Linked DNA regions of Homo sapiens: regions 2 and 3 are each linked to region 1. Evidence: chromatin loops called from intact Hi-C (ENCODE). Cell type or tissue: heart right ventricle. All regions are shown on one strand.

What was found. Hi-C counts contacts between places; a loop is a spot of excess contacts. Peaks named below come from ENCODE experiments on the same cell type or tissue, not always from the same donor. Only the 100,000 strongest peaks of a DNase experiment are listed, where the experiment ranks them.
Region 2: it touches region 1 in a loop (9-fold over the local background); 45 of 110 quality-filtered maps call a loop at or near these places.
Region 3: a loop joins it to region 1, with 3 times the contacts of the local background. A loop is called at or near these places in 10 of 110 quality-filtered maps.

What each region holds. Positions count from the first base shown.
Region 1 is chr3:99,496,291-99,504,290 of GRCh38, forward strand. The region is part of intron 1 of LOC105374007 (a long non-coding RNA gene); the gene reads right to left. It overlaps LOC105374005 (a long non-coding RNA gene), which reads right to left. Exons shown (of 5, transcript XR_007095985.1): 5 at 5,445-7,078. Among named protein-coding and RNA genes, the nearest start is that of COL8A1, 140 kb to the right of the region's middle. In heart right ventricle, a CTCF peak has its summit at 3,092 (motif pointing right); DNase peaks (open chromatin) are centred at 2,476, 2,773, 3,084 and 7,231; H3K4me3 peaks cover 467 bases; H3K27ac peaks cover 5,921 bases.
Region 2 is chr3:99,684,137-99,692,136 of GRCh38, forward strand. All of the region lies in intron 1 of COL8A1 (collagen type VIII alpha 1 chain), which reads left to right. Among named protein-coding and RNA genes, the nearest start is that of COL8A1, 50 kb to the left of the region's middle. RefSeq lists enhancers at 2,801-2,890, 2,941-3,000. In heart right ventricle, a CTCF peak has its summit at 3,049 (motif pointing left); a DNase peak (open chromatin) is centred at 2,995; H3K27ac peaks cover 2,602 bases.
Region 3 is chr3:99,786,052-99,794,051 of GRCh38, forward strand. It overlaps COL8A1 (collagen type VIII alpha 1 chain), which reads left to right. Exons shown (of 4, transcript NM_020351.4): 3 at 4,629-4,959. The coding sequence starts at 4,632. Among named protein-coding and RNA genes, the nearest start is that of CMSS1, 28 kb to the right of the region's middle. In heart right ventricle, a CTCF peak has its summit at 3,514; a DNase peak (open chromatin) is centred at 3,497.

The DNA of each region.
Region 1 (8,000 bases):
AACATCACACTACCTGGTTTTAAAAAATACTTCAAAGCTATAATAATCAAAGCAGCATGGTACTGGAATAAAAAGAGGTACATGAAACAATTTAATTGAATGGCAAAGCCAGAAATAAATCTACACAATTACAGTTAACTGATCTTTGACAAGGTGCCAGGAACATGCAATGAAGAAAGAACAATCTCTTCAATAAATGGTGTTGGGAACACTAAATATCCACAAGCAAAAAAAAATTGAAATTGGACCCTCATCTCATGCCATGTACAAAAATCAACTCAAAATGGATTAAAGACTTAAACATAAGACCTGAAACTGTAAAACTATTAGAAGACAACATAGGGGGAAATCACCGTGACATTGGTCTGGGCAATGATATTTTTGGGTATGACTTCAAAAGCTCAGGCAGCAAAAGCAAAAATAGACAAAAGGGATTTTATTCAACTAAAAAGCTTCTTTACAGCAAAGGAGACAATCTACAGAGTGAAAAGGCAGCCCATGAAATGGAAGAAAATATTTGCACAGCATTCTTCTGATCAGGGATTAATTTCCAAAATTTATAAGGAACTCAAACAATTCAATAGCAAGAAAATGATAAGGTTAAAAAATAGGCAAAGGACTTGAATAAACATTTCTCAAAAGAAGACGTAGAAATGGCCAACAGTTATATTTTTAAAATCCTCAACATCACTCATCAAAAGTACAGTGAGATATCACCTCACGCCTCTTAGAATGGCTGCTACCAAAAAAGACAAAATATAAGCATTAACAAGGATGCAAAGATAGAGGAACCCTTGCACACTTGTTGGTGGGAATGTAAATTAAGTCATTAGGGAAAACAATATTAACATTCCTCAAAAAAATAAAAACTGAACTACCATGTGATTCAGCAACCCCACTTTTGGGTATGTGTATATATATTCCCCATAACCAAGACATGGAATCAACCTATGTGTGTTAATCTACAGATGAATGAATAAAAAAAAGTGATACACACACACACACACACACACACACGCAATGGCCAAGACATGGAATCGAACCATGTGTGTTAATCTACAGATGAATGGATAAAGAAAATGTGATACACACACACACATACACACACACACACACAATGGAATACCATTGAGTCTTTAAAAAGCGGGAAATACACAGATAAACCTAAAAGGCATTATGCTAAGTAGAATAAGCCAGGAACAGAAAAACAAATACTGCATGAGCTCACTTACACATGGAATCTAAAAAAGTTGTGAACTTATTAATGCAGAGAGTAGAGTGGTGATTTTTCAGGGGGAAGAAGGTAGAGGGATGGAGAGATGTTGGTCAAAGAATACAAAACTTCAGTTAAGCAGGATAAATAATTTCTAGAGATGTATTATAGGGCATGATGACTGTAGTTGATAATAATGCATTGTAGACTTGAATATTGCCAAGAGAGTAGATAAATGTTCTCACAACAAAAATGATAAGCATGTGAGGTTACAGATGTGTTACTAAGCTAATCATTTCACAATGTATACACACATCAAAACATCATGTTGTATAGTGTAAATATATACACATTTTATGTCAACTATACCTTAATAAAAATCATTAAAAATTATAAAAGAAATTAAAAAATTAACTTGTGAGGAATAATACAGATTATAAAGTTCTTTTGAAAATGTCAATTTATGTAAGTTTCAAAACAATCCTGTGAGAAGAACTTACATACTTCACCTAAGTTACAGGTGAAGAAACCAAGACTCAGAAGTTTACATAAAGAAAGTTTAAGGCAGAGGCAGGAATGAGTGTTAGTTAGGGGCAGTTTTACTTATTTCAGGGCCTTTGAAAACTCAGACAAGACCATACTTTAACACATACCTTGTCTCTTCTAAATGTCAGCTGCCACTTGCCTTTTATGCCAATGGTTATTGTCACTGGTGACGTCTGAATTCACTTTCTCTAAGTGTTTGCTTACAGTTCCTGGTCTCCTCACCTGCCTGGAATTCACCAAAACTAAACCTGGGAACTCACACTGTGCTTGTCCTTACTTTGGATCATAGCTACAGCATTCTCACGGGCCCCTAAGGCTTCTTTTCCAGCCCTCAATGCCAACTCACAACCTATGGATGCCCAGCTGATCCTGTCTCACCTCCTCACAAATGAGGCTCTAATTCAAACCAGCTCACTCTGTGGTTGTTTGTTTTGCACCCTGAGCCACACCTCAGCAATTACAGGTAGGCATGGGAGGAAGAGATGGAAGGGCTCCCTGAAGTCTGAGTGTTTGTGGGCACAAAGCTAAATGTTCCCTTCAGCCCAACAATTAAAAGCCAGGCTCAAAACAGAGAGGCAAAGCCTCCTATGTGCCAAGCTACTTAGAAGAAAAATATAAATGCCAGCAGCCCAGACCGCCAGCAAGACTGCTGGAAGGTATGGGGACTTGCAGAATGAGGCTGCAGCATCATGATCTCCTGGAGACAGGACTGAGGCAGGCCAGGAACTGTGCAGGAGGGAGGGAGGGAGGGAGAGGAATGTGTCTCCCAACAGCATGTTTGAGAACAAGCAGTTATTTTCCCCAAAGCCATCTGTGAGACTCTCAACTTGTGCCTGAAAAATAAAAGGGCGAGACAGAGAGAGAGAGAGAGAGAGAGAGAAAAGTGAATTACTGGAAAAAATAGGTATCTCTTTGGGAGTTTGTGAGGGCAGCGAAAAGACTGTCTACCAGTCTGTTAGTCTTGGCAGCTGCATGTCTGTGAATCCGGCCATGGTCAGGGTTTCCAAGGCCCTACTTCTGGAAAATGCAGAAAGGGTTTAACCTGAAACGTGGACCGTAGATGGCTCTGGCGTGATCTAAGTCAGAGGGAACCGTGAGGTCCCTCAGCACAAGGGGTCACTCAGGTGATATTGTGACTAATTGCATTAAAGATTGTACAGGAACATGTCTCCAATTAGACAGAAGTCTCTCAGGAGGCAGGTTCCTACAAGGTTTTTTTTTTTTTTTTTTTTTTGACTCTATCAATTACAGCCTGAGAAGTGTTTTAAACAGTACACGATGGATAAGAAATTCCTCATTGCCAAAGGAGAGGCCATTTGCCCAGCACTCTTCATCCACCAGAGGGCAGATGTTCTGGCTAAAGTGGCTGCTTCCTCCAAGCTACTTTGTATTTTACAAGAAATATGACTTTTTCTTCCTTATGCCTGTAGACATTTAGGGATGTCTTTGGTTGCAAGTAGCAGAAATCTTGCTTCACAGTCGCTCAAACAAATACAAGTGTATTTTTCTCACATAACAAGATTTTGGATCTAGATAGCAGCTGGCATTGGTTCAGTAGCTCAGTGGCATCAGGGCTAGTATCTCTGGAATTCTCTCACTTTCCCTCAGGCTTGTCTCTCTCATAATCACAAGATGGCTGCTGCATCAGTGGGCACTATGCTCATGTTGAAGATAGGAAAAAAGTAGAAGGGCAGAGTCCCCTGTGTTAATCCCAAATTATCAGGACTGCAATTGTATCAGAATCTCCATCAGACCTCTGCATGTGCCCTACTGGTCAGATCTCCATCACACAGCCACACCTAGCATAAAGGGAGCCTAAGGATGTGAGAACCTAACTGGACACCCTGTCAGTCAGAAAAAAATCAGAGTTCTATCAACTACAAAGAAGACGGAACTATTACTGGGGAGGAAACCAACAGTGTCTGCCACACCCTGTGCATAGCACTGATCAAATTGCATTGAAATATTCTGTTTCTTTCTCTCTCTTCTCTTTCGCCAGAATTAATAGCACTTGGCAGACAGAGACACCCAGTCATTCTTGTATTCCCAGCACATGGCACACACTGCCTGGCACAAAATAGACTTAATAAACATAACTTAAGTTCAAAAAATATTGGCAGAACTAAACTCCAAATAATAGTGAGGCAAAAGAATTGCATTTAGGTTCATTTGTGCCTACACATCTCCCTAAAGATAACAGGAGATATTGCTGGAAAAGAAACATAAGGTAATCAAAAGATAGGCACTCAGAAAATGAGTAGATGATGCTCTTTGGATGCACAAAGTTTCTAACACACACACTGAAATAGGTAATGATAATAATAGCTACTGCTTTTTAAGTTCCTAGGAAAAATTAGATGTTCTGTAAATACTACCTCTGATCCTACTATCTTTATAAGTTACATATTATTTGCCTCATTTTAGAGAAACTGGGAAAGTGGCCCGAGGTCTAAGAGCTGGAAACAAACAGTAGAACCAGAATGTGAATCCAGGTGAGTCTATCTTTCTCCACTCTCCATCCTGCCTCCTGCGTGAGGGTGTCCAGTACTTTCATTTTACTCAAGGGAAACTGTAGTGCCGAGAGGTCATATGAGGACTCGCTCCAACTAGATAATAAGTTTCCTGTCTCCAAGGACATGTTTCTATCTTTATTCTCTGCCGCCCTCAACACCTCACTAAGCAGAGAAAGAGTGTACTGTGCTGTTGAAGCTACAATGGTATTGTTAGCTGTGCTGTGCTGTGTTAGCTGTGCTGTGCTGTTAGCTACAACAGTGTTGCTAAGTATGAGGAAAGGCTTACTGACAGCTGGCTTTCTTATCCAGATCTATGATAAAACTATGGAGAAGAAGATGGAGCCAGAAGTGTACAAGCCCCTCCCTTCTCTGAATCCCATCCCATCCAGCAGAAGAGGCAAGTGTATGTGGTTTTGGAGCATTAGATGAAGCATCTTACAAATTTCCTGTAAACGTGTGTGATAAAATGTGAACAAAGATGAAACGGCTGCATTTTGATTCCTGGCTTCATGTTGCCCACAATGGTCCACAAATGATTGGAGTTCCCTGGTCACCATCTTTCTCTCTAATTGATAAGTTGAGCTCTGTGCCAAGAGCTCAGTCAGGTATGCCTCAGTGGAAAAATGTAATATTTCAATTCTGACTTACCTAAAGGCCAATATCACATGGCCTACAGTCTGTGGATGTGCCCAGTTGGTATCAATTGCATTGCTTATGGCAAATACAATGCAGATGAGGTCCTTCATCAAGAAATCAGAACCTAATCCAATAAAACCTGCTCATGCAAGCAAAAGCAGTCTTGAGTATTTCAAGATGCCCAGGGGCTGAGAGACAACCCCATCCAAGGAGTGTTCATGGCGTTTGCACTCTTCTAAAACATTCACTTCTAAGAATATGTACAAAATAAGGGTGGAGTTGGACGTAGTGAAAAACCTCCGATAAGTCGCAGCAAACCAAAACTGGCTTTTAAGGATCTTGAGCTCAGCAGCAACATACACACTGAGGTCTTATAATCCTTTGGATGGAATAAGGGAATTCTCCTTTATACGAAAAAAATATTTTGAGATATTCAGGCACAAACAGAGACTGTACATTTTGGCAGGAAACTCATCTGGAATTTTAAAGCCAAAATTATAAGTTCGAAATGAGAGAAAAGAGAACCACAGTCAGGGTTGTCATAAATAGAATAATTTTATTCTTCATGTTTTCACCAAAATAACAATCATACATTTCAACAGTGGGTTTTTTTTTCCATTGGTACCAAATGGATTATTCAGAACATCTCATTTTGATTTATTGAGAGCAAACATAACAATTGTTCAAATTAGAGTACAGAGTTTAAATTAGGTAAACACTGGGAAGGAATCAAACAAAAACCTATTTTGTGCTAAGCTGGGAATCTCTTGTGTGTTGAGTAGTGGTGTCGCATGCAGTCCCAGGGCCCTTGGCTCCAAGTCCACACAGCCAGGCACTCCCTGGGCTGTGCCCAAGGCCTTGAGGGCAATGGCGTCTGGAGTCTCCCAGTTTTATTGTTGGTTTGCATAACTCTCGCAACCAACTCTAAACTAGAGGTATATCCTGAATTGGACCTCCTGGGAAATGAAGTGATTACTTCCAAATTCACCAGTCAGAATCTCTGTAATCTGGAGCTCTTGGCTGTGGCCAGAAAAGAGCAGGGTGGGTGGAAGGTGGAAAGTCCTCCACTGAGCTCTGCCACTGGTTGCAAGTTATAGAATCAATATCATACAGAAGCAAAATGACCACCCTTGCATGAGTTACTAAGAGCACCCATATTATTCCAAAAAACATGGTGGGTTGTGGAAATAGAGGATAGATGCTGGCCAAGCAATGCCTGCAGATGGGAAACTTCTAACCCACCCTTTGGGAGGCAATCTCATTCTTGATGAAGCCATTACAAATGCAACGACAGAAGATATTACAGTCACTGCAGTCACCACAACAGAGATCTTATGGGGAAAAATCAATATCTTAATTTCTTCTGGATTTTTTAATAGAAAAGTATTTTCTATTCCAAATATTAAACATGAGCTTCAGGAGGAGTAACTAGACTAAGGTTTTTAGATCAGTACATGTAATAGAGGAACATTCTTGTTTGTAATAAGCTTGTTTCTTCCTTGTGTATTTGTTTTCACAGTAAGGGCTAAATTCTCCCCTCTCTGAAAAGTGAGAGAAGAAAACTACAAAAATACAGTTGACAATTATAATAAAGTGTATACTTTTATATACTTTGATATATCAAAACCTATTAAAAATTTAAGGATAAAGGCATATTAAATGCTATGAAAAAAGTATACCTATTACTTTCATATGACACACTCTACACCTAACCTTGGGTGCACTAAACATTCTAATTCTGCATTCTTTATTCTGAGAAGTCTACTTCCTGACTTGATACATTCACCTCCCTGGCAGGGTATCAGCAGAGGAAATGGAGTAGTAGAAACAGAAATACAAACTCCCATGCAGTTGAAAGCTGAGAAAGAGAAACTGTGATATGTACTTTACAGGCCGGCTTTCTCTCCCCTAACTCAAAATTAGAGCAAAGGGAATGAAATTTGAGCAATCATAACTCACATTTCTATAGCTCCTGCAGTGTACAAAGAGCCTTTACACATGTGATCTCATTGAAACAGCAAAACATTCCACCTTCTGAACAATTTCTAGGGTCAGAAAGTATATGTGTAAAACAGAAGGTGGCCTGTTCTTAAATAAGGATCTTCTTTATTGATAGTAGGTCAACACAAACATAGCTGAGTCCCTTAGGTTTGGGTTCCAGAAGCAGACTCTGATGGAACAAAAAAAAATAATAAAGAGATAAAATGTGAACAAATGTGGGAGTGATTCACTCCTAACCAGGAAATTGGGACAGGGAAGGAAAAGCAGCCAAGCAAAGGCGGGATTTCAGGCAAAGTCCTAGCTTCAGCCTGATCCCCAAAGGGAATCTGGAATATAAGCCACACTTTAGAGTTTGTCCTGACCAGTAGCACAGGGGCTGGGCCTTCATATTCCTGAAGATACACTCATGGGCTAAGGGCTTAGGGGAATGGAGTGGAGTGATCGGGGAACACAAAATCCCGGACACTTCTGGCTGTCTGCACAGCTCCAGAAGAGTTGCAAGTGAGGACTGTTAGGAGAAAATCAAACAAACAAAAGAGGGGAAGCTCACAGACATAAACAGTAAAAGGGATTTGAGGGAATCTGGGCAGAGTAATAGCACAGTCCACTGTGGGTTTAGCTTTACAGAAAACAGACTTTGAAAAACAGAATATTAAGGCTACCAATTCAAAGCCCAATACCAAAACTACTGAAATGTTTGCAAAAAGAATGTCATGGTGTAAGTGTGAAAAGTAGTTGAAGGAGAAAGATCAAATGGACCCTTACTATATGGTTGTTCAAAGGTGGCTTAAAATATAAAATTCTATTGAGCAAATCACATGGCTCAATTAAGGCCAACACTAAATTAATTCTGACTGTTACTGACTAGCCACAAAAGACGTAAGACAAATCTTTTCACATTACTGAGTCCCAAGCTGCTTTTTAAATGGAGGGATAGGAGATAAGGTTATAATAACAATTAACATGTATTTGTATATTTATACTGTGCCAGGTGCTAAGTGGTTAGCCTAGATGATCTCATTACAAGTTAGTGTTATAAATCTCCCCATTTCATAGGTCACACAAGCTAGTAAAGGGCAGAGCCATGGTTT
Region 2 (8,000 bases), 190 kb after region 1:
TGATGGAAGGCCACCATGCCACCGAATCAAATTTAGAGCATGAATTTACAAGAAGGGCTCTCTTCTCAAATTTAGTCACTGTGTAATGAGCTCCTCCTGGGTGCCTAGTACTGTACTGGACATTTTATATATATTCTCTATATCCCTAAAAACAATCTTGTAAGGCAAGGGTCATTATTTCTATTTTAAATGTGTAAAATTGGACAAATTTCCTAAGGCTATCTGTCTAGCTACCAAGTTAGAGTCAGGATTCAGACTCAAATGTATCTCTCTGCCTGCCTTCCTAAAGCAGGAGGGTTGGGGTACTGGCATCATTTATTGGCATTTGGTCCTGAAAGCTGTAAAAAGATAGAACAGTATACATAAGGCATATTGAATGAGCAATTGTTAATCTTTATTAAGAGTTTATCACTCAATTCAACCCAGTTGTTCATCTTTTTCCTGCTGAAATGGACAGTAGTCAGATCTCAATAACCCGTTTCCCATTGCTATTTGTGAATTGTCAGTATTTATTTTAATGATGGAATCATTTCTTAAGGTAGAGTTGTATGTTTACTTTATAATGTCTGAATTTGGCTCCTTGTAGAGTAATTTTCTGAACGGGAATTGTGCTTCCATTACCTAATTGCAAAAAGTTGCCAAAATTTAAAAAGGCACTGGGAAGAAGAGGCGGTACAAGAATTCAAGTGGATCTCAAGGTCTCACTCTTAAAAGAAATGGAAATATTTTTGGACTGGATTAGCATGACTGAATTATCATCCTATTTGCTGGCGTAATTGCAGTTGGGAGGGGAGAATGAAAGGCATTGCTTTTCTACCCACTTCCTCCAGTGATACTTAAAACTGAACTATGCTATTCATAAAGTAAATCTTTCTGAGTAGTTTGCAGATTTTACCGTCTTTAAAAATGTTAATATACCATTTTAGTACCTCATTCTGAGGAATAAATTTATTCTTAATATAATAAAAACTCAGAAAAAAATGACATCAACCAACTAAAATGAAAGCTCAGACTCTAAGAAAACAAATGCAGATGATGCAAAATACAGCATTGGAAGCTAATGGAAAGGAATACTTCTTAACACTGTCTTACCATCATCAAAAGCAATGAGAAGGAATAAGAATTTACATGCTTTTGGTATGCCCCAAATCTTAATATCTTCCAAATGCCATACATTTCAGGCTTCTACTTTTAATTTTCTATGTAGAATCATGAAATAATATTATTAGTCACATTATACTGGATAGTAAAGTTAATATATTATTTCTATCCTTGCTAATCTTATGTCTTTTTTAGTTTCTGCATGATCTTAGAAATTTGCCAAACATAAACGTGTCAACGTGAAGTTAAGAAGTGAGACTCACCCGTCCCTGCACAGTCTATACTATGCCCTTTCGCAATAGGTATTTTTTCTACCTTTTCTCTCTGTCTCATGTTATGGAATTGTAGAGTCTTTTTATTAATTCTCCTATGTTGGTTTTCCATTTAGAATTCTTCTTCTGATACCTTTCCACATAGTGTAAATGATTTTGTTTTCAATCCATACATACAGAACTTTCCTCTGGATACTAAAAGCCTATGGCCAAATCATGTTGATTTTATTTATTTAAGTCTACAATATGGTAATAAATAGAGTAAGTTCTTAATAAGAGTGCTAGTTTATTTACCATGGCAGTTCTCTGTGATTAAATAAATATGAATATAATAGTCAGACTACTTTACCCATGTGAGGCACATAGCAAGGGAGTTGGCAACATTTTTAACCATATGAGAGGTTTTATTTTTATCTTTGTTGTTTTCAATATTACATAAAATACTTTTGGCTCTAATAAATCTTAATATTATCTCCCTCATCAAGTAGTAGGACAAAATCTCCTAGAGGTAGCTAGTTTTGAAAAATCCACACAAAACCAAAATCATTGTAATCAATTGTAACCAAGCATCAACTCACTTCATCAGAACTAATCACATAGCCCTAAATAAGTCCTAAAATTTCCCAGACAATGCACAGTAAATTTAAACAACATGTCGCATCCTCAAAATAATAATAGAACCATTTTTTACCATTAGTTACATTTTTTACCAAAGACCTGCAGACATCTTTTAATATAATTTACTACAATACACTATGTAATACTAATGATACATTTCATTCAATTTAGTATAAACCTTGTTAACAATGTATGAAAACAAAGAAAAGAGAACAATAAAGTAGCTAATCATTTATTACACTCCAAGTTGCTTTATTTAATAGATTTCAGAGAGAGTAAATTTAGAGAAAGATTGAATTCACAAAGGAGGAAAGACCCTGGGGAGAGGGTCTTATGAAAACCAGAAGTCAAAGAAATGCCTTCCTTATCCTATCCTAAGAAGAACAGTGAAGATTCAGTAGGAGGTCTCTCAAGGCCCAGAGGCAAAGGAATACAGTCTTCAGAGCAAGAGAACATTAGGAGCAAGTGGACTGGACCACACAGTGGGCACTCCTGCTATAAGTGCTCAGTGTGATCATCACAATGACTTTAGCTGAGCTCTATAACTGCTCATCTCTTATTACTTTTTTTCTTTTTTAAGACAGGGCCTCACTCTGTCACCCAGTGGCGTGATCACAGCTCACTGTGGCCTCAGCCTCCCTAGCCTTAGGTGATCCTCCCATCTCAGCCTCCCAAGTAGGTGGGACTACAGGCACATGCCACCATGCCTGGCTAATTTTTGTTTGTTTGTTTTTGGGGGGGGTTCTGTTTGTTTGTTTTTGAGACAGAGTCTCACTCTTGCTGCCCAGGCTGCAGAGCAATGACACGATCTTGGCTCACTGCAACCCCTGCCTCCCTCCCAAAGTGCTGGGATTACAGGCATGAGCCATTACACCCAGCCAATTTTTTTGTTTTTTATAGAGTAGGGAGTTTCGCTATGTTGCCCAGGCTGGTCTTGAACTCCTGCACTCAAGCGATCCTCCTGCCTTAGTCTCCCAAAGTGCTGGGATTACAGGCAGGAGCCACGGCATCCGGCCTGTAACTGTCCATCTCTGAAAATCCAAAGGCAATGTGGAGCCACCTAGCGGCAGACCAACCAATGGTTTCCAGGTCAAAGAATTAAAATTCAAGTCTTTCCTCAACTACTTATTGCCTTTTTGACATTAGACAAGTCACTGAAACTCTTTTAGCCCATATTTCCTAATCTGCAAAATATTGATAATAACAGTGTTTGTGCTAAGGATTGTATGATAATGGAGGCAAAATGCACTTTGTGTGCTGTTAGGCATCATGCAAATGTTACTTATCCTTATCTGTTCACGTGTGTGTGTGTGTAAAACTTTCACATGTCACAAATGGAGAGGAGTAGATGAGAGAATTGCACTCCATGCGATGAGGTTGAGAGTGGGGAGCTATGCCTGGGCAGGAAGCTGCGGATGTGCACACCAGAGCACCTAGGAATATATACACTAGGTGCTGGCAGTAGAAGACTCTGCTGTGCTCTTAATATCATCCAATTGCTTGCACACGTAGCTGATACAGACCAGGGAAAACTGACACCATCTTTATTCAGGGTTCAAACTGAAAAGCAGCATTTCACTGAGGATTTGGTGAGAAATGTATTATACTAATAACATTATAATAACAACCAGCTTAACATAGTTGTAAAAATTAATGAAACCATTTAAGCAAGAGCATAATAAATGTTTATCATTTTGGCAATTTTGCAAATAGTTGTTCAGCTACTGTCACAATAGTTCCTTGTACTCTGCATCTTCCAACATACTTGATGGATTATTATCCCCATAAAGTGCCCGTAAAAGAAAGCAGCACAAGAGAGTTGGCTTATTTAGGATTCTATCAACCAGCTGTTACATCCACCAGCACTTCACCCGTATGATCATCAATATTCATGCAAAATCCCAAAATGCCTCCCAAACATTGGAATAAAATGTTCCAAATAGCTATAGGTTTAGCTGTGTTTTGTGTTTTAATACAGTGAAAATATGAAATCTATTTATGTTATATGTGGAAACACATATCTGCTCTCAAATTATGCCAAATGATAATGTATTTCTTGCTTACTGTTGTAACAAACCACCACAAATTTAGTGTCATCGAACAACACAAATTTAGTATCTTACCATTCTGGAGATCAGAAATCCACAAAAGTTTTACAGAGCTAAAACCAAGGTGTCAATAGGGCTGCATTCCTTCTGGTGGCTCCTGGGGCAAATGTTTCCTTGTCTTTCCAGCTTCTGAAGCTGCCTGCATTTCTTATCTTGTGGACTCTTCTTCCAACTTCAGAGCGCATCGTTCCAACCTCTGCTTTCGGCAGCACATCTTCCTTTCTGACTTTTACCCTCCCTCTATAAGAACCCTGGTGATCAGATTGGGCCCACCCAAGCAATCCAGGATAGTCACCCCATCTCAGGATCTCAAGATCCTTAACTTAATACACCTGCAAAGTCCCCTTTGCCATGGAAAACAATATATTCATAGATTCTGGGGATTGAGACATGAACATTTTGGGAGGTTCATTATTCAGCATACCACGGCTAGTTTACTGTATTATTATTACTTCATCTCTGAAGGAAAATAATGCATTGGCAGCATTAAAAATTTTGTTCAAATATGCCCAGTGAGCCCGTGTGATTGAGCTCCGTCATCATCATGTTCAATTCTTCCTGCCTAAGTCAGTCCAACTCAGGATTTCTCACCCTCAGCACTATTGAAATTTGGACCAGATATTTCTTTGCTGTAGGAGGCTGACCTGTGCATTGTGAGAGTTTTAGAAACATCCCTGGACTTTTACTAGATGCCCATAGACATTCTCCCCTCCCCAGCTGTGACAATCAAAAGTGTCTCCACACATAGCCAAATGTCCCATAGATGGACAAAAATCACCCTCAGTAGAGAACCACTATTCTACACAGAAAGCAGCCAAATTATTGTAATGGCCCCTTTAAGGCAATAACTCTTAGAAAGCAAAAGATCCAGCGATATTAATTAATGACTAATTTAAAAGGGCAAGTGTAAGTCATTTATCTCAGCATTTTTGGCTAAATTTACTACTAATTTTATTTGTCCAAGGAAGTCAGAGTTGAGTTTTATTCACTGACACTAACTCATCTACATGGCCTGTTCGAGTGTAGGGTTACATATGAGGCATTTAATTACTTGGATATCAGACTAAGAGTAGAAACTTAGTATGCAACATCTCCAAAAGCTGTGAGCCCTTAGTGGCAGGAATCAAGTCATACTGTCTTTGTTTCCACAGACCATAATCTCCTCAATCTTAACCCAGCATTATTTCCATTATACTGTGATTGTTCTCAGGCACAGAGGTGATAGCATCTCTAAAAAGATACAGACCAGGCCCTGGAACCCATTTCTTGGTTAATCCCCTAGGCATTAATTCCCAAGCTTTAGTCATTTGTACACTTCTTTTCATAATTTTTGCCATTATTTATTTGGAATTTATCTTTAAATTGACTTACTTTTTTAAACATAGATACTACTTTAGCAATATGTAATTCTTCTACAACACATTAAATTAAATATATGGCTATAAATTATTTAACATTCATCCATGTGCCATTTAAAAGTTTCTCAATATTAGATGCACATATGATACTTTGAAAAACACAGACCTGGATGCAACCAACATCAGCAAAGCCTGAATTTTTAACTTTGAACTCTAAAAATGTCTTCCCATCTATTCAACTTCCTCACAGACGAGAGAACAGCAAAGGACAGTGAACCAAACTGCTCATGGAGAAATGCTGAAAGCGGTCACACCCAGAAAGACAAACTCGGGCTACTGTTTACACACTTTACCTAAAAATCTTCCTTTTTATTTTTCTTTAAAATATGACAGTTAAAATGCATGCCCTTAAAAAACAGCATTTCCAAACAATTTGTACTGACACATTCCACATAAGACATCAGCCCGATAACTATAGACAAAGCAAACTGAGAAATTAGCATTTCCCAAAGTGTATGCCACTGTTTGTTAGTTCTACAGGATCTTAATAGGCATTACATGAGGAAGAGTGGGTGGAGAATGGGGTAAGATCTGTGGTCAAATAGGATTAGGAAATGTTATTAAACAAAGTTAAAATGACATTATAAAACTTCTGATACTTTAATATTCTTCTGTGCTTTGTGAAACTTAAAGGAAAATATATATTAATCAGTCAGTCCTAAATTTATGTGATAAAAAACATTTTTTTCTCTAAGAGCATTTCATGAGACTAATGTCCTAAGGAATGTATTTTGGGAAATCCTGATCTATCTAGATTAGAAAAAATTTTATTTTCCTCAGATGAAGGTGGGAACAAATTCTAGGGTAATGGATATTTTAAAATGCATTCTACCTTAGTTTTTAAAGTCCCTAGAGGTACAGGCTCTCTTTTCTTGATTAACTTTGTTAATCACTGCCTTGCACCCCCAGGGACTCAAAAAATATTATTGGATGTGGATGATGAACATGAAAGACAATGTGGCAGTTATTTTACTGGTGGTAGCATGGTTTGTATTGGCTACCCCTTTGCTTTGAGAAGTAATTAACTTTCATTTTATCTTAACTCATAATGTTCCACAGAATGTGGGCCCTAGTCATCTAAAAACAATCTTTGTTGTAGCTGATATCACCTGAGGAGCATGAATGGACAGCTGTTAAAATTCACGGAATTAGCAAACAGGATATTTTCCCTGGAGGACTCTGACTTCCTCTCTGTGCACAATGCACAAACCTGCAAGGGGAATTCTAGATGGAGATTAAAGCCATGAAATTAGTTAATGCAACAAATCTAATTTTCCTAACAACCACAGTTGACCCCTGAACAATGTGGATTTGAATTGCAAGGGTCTGCTTACACATGAATTTTTTTCAACCAAGCACAGCTTGAAAATTCAGTATTCACAGGATACCAAAAGGCTGACTTTTCCTGTATGCAAGTTCTGCAGGGCTGATGGCGGGCTTGAGCATGCACGAATTTCTAGAACCAATCCCCTGGGTATACCAAGGGATGACTGTGTTGCCTATGTTTGAGGTGAAATTGTGAAAGTGAATGAGATAATGTGGCCAAAATACTGAGCCCAGAACGCCTTCTAAGACAGGTGAACCACAAAATGTCATCCTCAAATGGCTTTTAGCAGCAGAAGCCATATGAGAGATGTAGCAAGTGATATTGTCATCAAACTGATAGTCATGATACCATGAATTCTTATATAGGGTGTACTACCCAACTGTTGTGTGAGCTTGGGTAAATCACTTTGCTTTTCTAGGATCCAGTTTCACCTATGGAATGAGAAAGTTGGGGAAGAAGTCATCTAGCGTCTTGCTACTCAAAGTGTGGTCCATGGACCAGCAGCATCAGCATCACCTGGGATCTTCTTGGAAGAAATGTAGAAACTCAGGCCTCACCCCAGAATCTGCCTTTTTATAAGACCCCCAGGTGGGCCAGTACACAGGTTTGCTAACTCTCTTCCTGGCCCCTCAGACCACTCTCTACCTACCTCACTGCCACCCAGCCACCCTCATGGGGCTTCATTCTAAGGGAAGAATTAGCAGTGAGCTTTTTTTTTTTTTAAAAAAAAAAAAAAAAAAGCCTCTAGTAATCCAAGCCCTCTCTTTCAACAGGTAAGGTAACTGAGGCCCAGAGAGGTAAAGTTGATTTCCTGAAACCAAACAGCTAATTAGGAACAGAACCCAGATTTTGTTATTAGTTTTCCAGTGTGCTTTATTATAACGTTTCAAGAGAATGGTACCAAAGGGATAGGATCAAATTGCCAAGTGTTAATGTTACAACAAATGAATACCAATGCTTTCTTCTTGCAGAAAAGCCCTTTTTTAAGCCTAAAAATGACTACTTTTTAATGAAATCACGTTATTCCTGGAGATACTTAGAGAAGAGTTGAGTTACAGGGTACCTCATTCCTCTTCCAGGTGGTAGCAAAGCCTCAATACTTGGGCCAGATGTTTACTCTCCTCTTTCCTCTGTCTCTCACCACCAACCCCTACTC
Region 3 (8,000 bases), 290 kb after region 1:
ACCTTCAACTAACATTGTAGTAAACAGGACTCTTTCCTTTTTTCCCCATACGTTGTCTTAAGAAAGATACATCTCTCAACCTTCACATCTCTATCCAAAATTTACTTCCTCAGATGTCATTCCCTACCGTTCTTTCCAAAACATCGGAGCTCTTCCACTCTGTCATTATTGAACCCTTTATCCTGCTGCTATACATTGAATGTTTATGTCCCCAAATTCATATGTTAAAATATGACACCCCCCTCCGAAAGTGATGGTATTAGGAGGTGGGGCCTATGGGAGATAATTAGATCATGAGTGCAAAGTCCTCATGAACAGAATTAGTGCTCATATAAAAGAGACTCCAGAGAGCTCCCTTGCCCCTTTTATCATGTAAGGATACAGCAAAATGGTGTCATCTATGAACCAGAAAGTGGGTCTTCACTAGACAACCAATCTGCTGGCACCTTGATCTTGAACTTCCCAGCCTCATGAACACTGAGAAATTGCTGTTCTTTATAAACCACTCAACCTATGGTATTTTGCTACAGCAGCCCTAATGACTAAGACACCTGCATTGCTTTTTCAAAGCACTCAAATCTCAAATTATAAAATGTATTTTTAACATTTATCACCTGTCTCTCCACACTAGACTGTGAGTTCAATAAGATAATACCTCCACTCTCTAATTCACCACTGTATCTCCAATACTCAGAACATTTCCTGTTCTGAGTGTTCAATAGGTGTTCAATAGGTATATCTAATGAATGAATTGCCCTGAGAAATGCAATCAAGAGAGAATTTTCTTTGAGAGGCATGGAAAAACCAGGAAGGCAATTCTGGTGAACACTGGAAGAGGATTCTGCCTGACTTTCCCTTGCTTTAGGGTGGCAAATCTGAGGGTCTTGAGAGACTACAAATCTTGTACAAGTAGGAGGCACAGAGGACCAGCCCAGGAACTGATTAGAGAGGCTTATACACACCACACACAACAGAGACACACATACATACACAAAGACATGCTGTGTTAGCCTATGTGAAAGGGAAAGTTGGATTCAAGGCAAGGACCAACAGATTAAATATTTAAACATTCTTCTGTATAGTAAGCCAATGAGGATAAACGTACAAATAGAATGCTGATGAGCATTTAAAATATCTATCACATTATTCTGTTAATATATGTATCACATTACTCTGTTATGTACATTACAGGTCATATGAGGAATCTGAAATTCTCTGCAGCCCTGCTCAAATATAGGAAGCCATTTAGGGCTGTTCAAAGTATCTAGGATTGGTTATTCTTGACACATGAATGAATGACTGCCTTGGTTCAGCTGTTCTTTTTCTAAATCATTTTTAACAAGTGCATTTTAATGGCCATTACTGTTTTATTCATGTTAGGTTATCATTATTGCAGTTAACCTCACATTTACTTTGCTAGTATCTTTCTTTGAAAATCTTTGACATTTTAGTTGGTTTTGATTTGTCTTTCTGGTCACACTCCATTAATAATAACTTAAATCTGAATAGTCCTTTTTGGCTTATGAAGAATTCATATTATCATTTGTACCCCTGAACAGCTCTGAGGGATGGGCAGAGATTATAATTGCTATTTTACAGGTAAGAAAACTGAGGCTTAGTGAAGATAAAGGACTTGTCCAAGGTCATAGGCATGAAGAATGGCAGAGCCAAAACTTAAATAAAAGTCTTTTGACTTCTTTGACAGTGCTTTTGTCATATGACATGACACCCATCACTAAGCCAGCCTGGCTGGCAAAGATTCAATGTTCACACACATTAGATATGCTTATGTTCAAGAACACAAATACACACACACACACACACCCACACCCACACACACACACACCAGCTGTCAAACAAATAGAAATCAAAGAAAATATTAAGGAGAACTCACAATATTATTGTGTCCCACATTCTCAGAAAGAGAGGCATGAAAACCCACTATCACAATTTCTTCCCAGCAAAAATTCCAAGGCTCCTTCTTTCTTGCCAGGTGTTTGTATAAAGTTACCCAAATTTGATGTTCTTTTGAGTGATTTGGGAGAACCCCCATACCACTTTGACCACCAAAAATATCCTCAGGGACAGGAGAAAAATTAGTAGGAATAAGTAAAGCAGTAAATTCTAACCAGGGCCCTTATATAAATATTCACGTTAAAACTGAACAAAGTTTATTTAGATAAAGAGCCAGAGAAATGGCAGAAGGCAGACCTAAAGAGCTGGTTTACAGGACAGATATGCTGAGCCTATGAGAGGAAATAATTCAACTGGTATTCTTCCAGGCATTTCATCTCCTTCCAGTTTTCCAGTATTTCATTAGATTGTCCTGGTTTAAAGATTATGAAGTATAATCCAACATATCCACTGAATTGATGGAAGGCTGAAGGGCCAAACATGCTAGCTTATTATTAAAGACTTCACCACAAGTCTGGGGTTCCATAATTAAATTCATTCATCCCCAAAAGTAGAATTAAGTACCAGCTTATACATTACCAGATATTACCACACATTTCTGGTATGGATTAACACTTTCAGATCTCTAGTAACTGTCTTACAGACATTGAATGTTAGAGCTAGAAAAGACTTAAGGGAACATCCAAGTCATATTTTAATAAATGAAGAACTTAAAGAAATTTGTTTAGATGCACATAACTAGACAAGGAATAAGTACTGATCTTTGAGTGAAAAAAGCAAAAAATAGAAGTGTGTATAGTATACTGCAATTTATGTTTGAAAGGGATGTATATGATATGTGCATATCCACAGACTATCTGAAAAATATGAGGAAAAATTGTTGCTTCAAACATAAGGGATTTTAGATACTGGAGAACAGAAGTAGGAGGAAAATTTACTTTTTACTAGATATCCTTTGCTACTCAATAACAGTTTACACATCTGTCACCCCCACTAAGAGTACAAACTCCTTGATGGTAAGGCCCACCAGCCATATTATATTCATCTTAGTAATCCAAAATGGGCCTAGCAACTGTTTCTTCATTTTTTCCAGGGAAAAAATGATTTGTTAGTGTATTTAGAAAGATTGTAAAGCTTGAATTTTGTGATAGGGATTCATTTTAAATATTTTATTAGGTGTTTTATTAACCAATCCTTTTGTAGCCTGTATACACTCTTGGCATTACCCTGGAATAGGATATTGCAAAATCAACGCACATTTTCTAAGAAGTAGAAAACTATGATCCAGAATTAAGTAAGGCAAAAGCAAAGAAAACAACTCTCAAGAAGATGGAAATTGAATTATTTACAGACAGAAGTTTCTTCAAAGTTTTCCAGAAGATACTTACATTAAAAATTGTGAGAAATTTGCCACTTCTCTCTCTCTCTCTCCAGCATTATGATGACATGTCCCTTAAGATTCAAATTTTCATTAAGTCCCTTTATACATTGTGAGCATGGAGTTCGTGTATGCCCAGCATTAGAACTACAGAGGGCAGGGAGTGGGCAGGCAGAATATTGAACAGACCTAAGTGTGTATCACACTTGCCCTCTAGTGTGCATTTGCCAACAATGCACTTCTCTGGGCTGTCTGGTTTTAAGCCTAGGGCGTTTCCAAACAGAGGTCTTTTCAAGCTGGTTTTTATAAACAGATAAGCCCCATTTATATTAATTCTGTTTACTGCTAATTTGTAAAGAGTGCTATTAATGGGCTTAGAAGCAGCGTATTCTTATTAATAGTTAAACATCTCCCTCTTATTCATACAACTCTTGCTTTGTAAACTTTCTTTCACAAAAGGACAAAGATAGACTTTAATGGTCCAATTAACCAATTTCTAAACTAATGAATTCATAGTATTTTAATACAAGAAATAAAGGTGCATAATTATGATAGTGATTTTTAAAATATTTCATACTATTACATGAAGAAGCATTTTCTCTTCAACTCAGAAGACTTCTGCAGGCTTTGTTCCTGTTTGCTCTTTACATTTACATTTATTTGTGACTACATCAAAGCAGCCCTCATCTGGCAGATGAAAAATCTCTACTGTAGCATAAAGCCTATAAATTATCAACTGTTTCCATTTAGAATATAATTTTGGCACTTATTAACAAAGCCTAACCAGGACTGAGGTTTATTCTAGCTCGTTTTATCATTCTCTGTGCACTGCATTCGCCTCATGGTCCAAGATGTGTGGTCTGTTTCCAGTAACATATCAGCAATCCAGCCAGAAGGAAGGAGGAAGGGGAAGACATATCCACTCCTTTTTAGGATTCTTCCTGGAAGGTACACCCATGACAACTATACACAATTGGCAAGAATGGCTGAAATGGCCCTGCCTGGCTGAAATGTCTTCATTCTGGGCTGCTCTATTCCCAGGTGAAGACGGGAAAACAGGGCAAGAAAGGCAGAATCGATATGGGGGACAACCAGTAGTCTCTCCCATAGTCTATGTTCCTACCAATTGCCTTTATTTGACAGATTCCACTATTCTCTATTTTTTGTTTGTTTGTTTTCTATAGAAAGTAGCATTTTCCTTTTCATTTGACTTCTATCATGAAGTTCTGATGTTAAAGACTGTTTCCCTTTTTTTTCCCCATTCTATCTCTAAATAAACTCAAGTCACTTGGCCTTGCAGAGTTTCACCAAGTTGGTGCATTGGTTCCTCCCACAGGTGATGGCTGTGCTGCCTGGCCCTCTGCAGCTGCTGGGAGTGCTGCTTACCATTTCCCTGAGTTCCATCAGGCTCATTCAGGCTGGTGCCTACTATGGGATCAAGCCGCTGCCACCTCAAATTCCTCCTCAGATGCCACCACAAATTCCACAATACCAGCCCCTGGGTCAGCAAGTACCTCACATGCCTTTGGCCAAAGATGGCCTTGCCATGGGCAAGGAGATGCCCCACTTGCAGTATGGCAAAGAGTATCCACACCTACCCCAATATATGAAGGAAATTCAACCGGCGCCAAGAATGGGCAAGGAAGCCGTACCCAAGAAAGGCAAAGGTAACATCATACTCCCAGGCTGTTATAAAACAACAGCTTTCCAAATCTCTAAATTATGGGATCAGAGGGGGAAGATAAATTTTAGAAGCTTTAGTTTTAGAATTTGTTACTGGCATTTTTAAAATGCCTACTGTGTTCTAACCATATTCTTGAAAACTTCAAGCCTTAAAGACACAGATAAGACTACCATTTATGTTTTGCTTTATTATTTTAACTAGCATCAGATGAAATAAAATATATTAAATCACAAATAGTCTATCCCCTTATTGTTTATTTATTCAAACATTCAGCAACTATCTATAGTGAGCACCTATTTGTGTCAGGCTCTGGGCCAGATGCTGGGAGCTAAAGCAGTGAAAAAAAAGAAAGGTGACAAGTCAGTCTTCTGAACTAAGAGAGCAATGTTGTAAGGACCTGCTGTGTTAAAAGAAAAGTCACAGGAAAGCATTTTGCGAACTAAGTATTAGACAGGTGCAAGTGTTCTTAATACTACTCTAATTACATATGTCAATCAATAGATCAACAGAAGGAAACTAAGAGTATAGACTGCATCTAGGGATGACACCTGAAAATCTCTCCTGTTGCTTTCTTGGCGTATTTATTTAGCACCAACAAAATGCCCCTCAGTGTGACAGACACTTGACGATAAATTCATTTGGTTTGTCTGGAGTTCTCAGAAACCTAGTACTTGCTGCATCAGAGCAGCAATTACCTTTGAGGAAGTGGAGCCAGTCCCACTAGTCCCTACAATGGCAGGAAGCTCCACCTCTGGAGAACTACTGGATTTGGAACTTAGAGGCCTAGATGCCTGGATGCCAGAAATGAGAGAGACCTAGTCATTTGACCTTTCAGAGCCTATTTTTCTTCATTTGTAAAATAAGATTGTTGAGAGAATCAGTGACATACATAGTAAGTAAAGTGCTGAGTAAATGCTAAAGCACCATAGGAAATTGGAGTTGCTACAACTGCTCATTCAACAAATCCTCAGTAAGAACAGAGTGTGTTCCAGGCTCTGTGCTAGACACCAGGGATTCCTGATTCATCTCTCCTACTCTTCCCCAGATAACTCCTCAATACAGTAACTACACAATTCGCTGGTTAGAAATAGCATGCCTGAATAGTACTATAATCATATCTATTCATGTAAAGAAAGTATTCCTGACTTTCTTCTCTTTAGGAGCTAGTATTATACTTAGAAGATTATCTCAGACATTTCTTTTCCTTCCTTTATTGAATGGCTTGCCTTGCCTTTGGCACTTCTTGTACTTACTCTGATGGATCCTCATATCTCGAAATGAGTTCTCTGTTTGTATTTTATTCTCTGACAGTAGCTCAGCAAAAAGTACAATGGTCAGGATTAAGGTGCTACTAGTGACATAAGTATTATGCCAAGAAGATATTGGGACCATATATTTCATTTCTCCATGTTATCCATTAGTCCCAGCAGCATGGGAGATCCAGAGTTGTGTTCATCTGAAAGGCACAGCATGTTCATTATAACAGCACGTGCTGTGTATTTCAATAACAATTTGAGAAACGGTGACACCTTTCACATCTATTCTCTAATCTTGTAGTGTGGCTGTATTATTCTTATTCTTGCTGTACAGATAGGCAAGCAGAGATGCTGACAGCTTAAGGGACCCAGTCACAATCTCACGCCAAGACCAGAAAGATAAGCAGAGCTTCTTGTTCCTAAGTCAAGCTCTCGACTTCATCCATACTGTTTATCATTCTAAAATATCTTATTCATCTCTCCTACTTAAAAGCCAGATTTGTATATGAGAAATTATTTGTTAAATTAATGAACTAATATTTGAGGCTTAGGAAATCCCACAGCACCTTCAAGAAATTAAGCAAATCTACTAATTCTAAAGGAGAGATGTGGAAAGATGTTATTGAACCACACAAAAAATAACTCTATTCTTTCCTATTTCACATCATACTGTATTTAAGCATAAGAGGAAATATCTTGGCCATAAATTATTATATTTAAAAACTTTGCCAGGCACAGGAAGAAAAATCCTGCATATTCTCTCTTAAATGTGGAATCTAAAACAATCGAACTCATAGAAACCCAGAGGAGAATGGTGGTTACCAGAGGCCTTGGGGTGGGGCAGGAGGGAGAGAATGGAGAGATGATGATGAAAGGTTTAAAGCCTCAGTTAGGCAGGAGAAATAAGTTGTTTTTTGGATATCTATTGCATAGAATAGCGAGTATAGTTAATAATAATGTATTACACACTTCAAAATCACTGAAAGAGTAAATTTCAAATTTCTCACGAGATAAAAATAAGTATTTGAAGTGATAGATATATTTAGCTTGATTTAATTATTCCACATTGTATTCATGAATCATAGTATCACTTTGTACCCCATAAATAAAATACAACTATAATTTGGATAACAACTCCAATATTGTTTAAAATACACACACACACACACACACACAGATAGAACAAATGAGATGAAAATATATATACATGTTAAGTGGTTATCTCTGAGTAGTGGGCTTATAGGCAAATTTGATTTTTCTTTATACATCTTTGAATCTTCCAAATTCACTATAATAAACACACCATAATATCTCCAAGTTTTATACTTGGAAAAATGTTTCTTCTTCATTACTTTTTAGCTTCTTTACTTAACCAATGTTGATACAAGCAGCTTCACATATCAGTTATCAAAAAAATACCTCAAATACATAAAAAAAAATTGTCAGCTTGATTTTTCTTTCTTATTTATTTATTTTTTTCCTTTTGGAGATGGAGTTTCGCTCTTTCACCCAGGCTGGAGTGCAGTGGTGTGATCTCAGCTCACTGCAACCTCTGCCTCCTGGGTTCAAGTGATTCTCCTGCCTCAGCCTCCCAAGTAGCTGGGACTACAGGCATGTGCCACCACACCCGGCTAATTTTTGTATTTTTAGTAGAGACGCGGTTTCACTGTGTTGGCCAAGCTGGTCTCGAACTCCTGACTTCAGGTGATGCATCTGCCTGGGCCTCCCAAAGTTGTAGGATTACAGGCACGAGCCACCATGCCAGGCC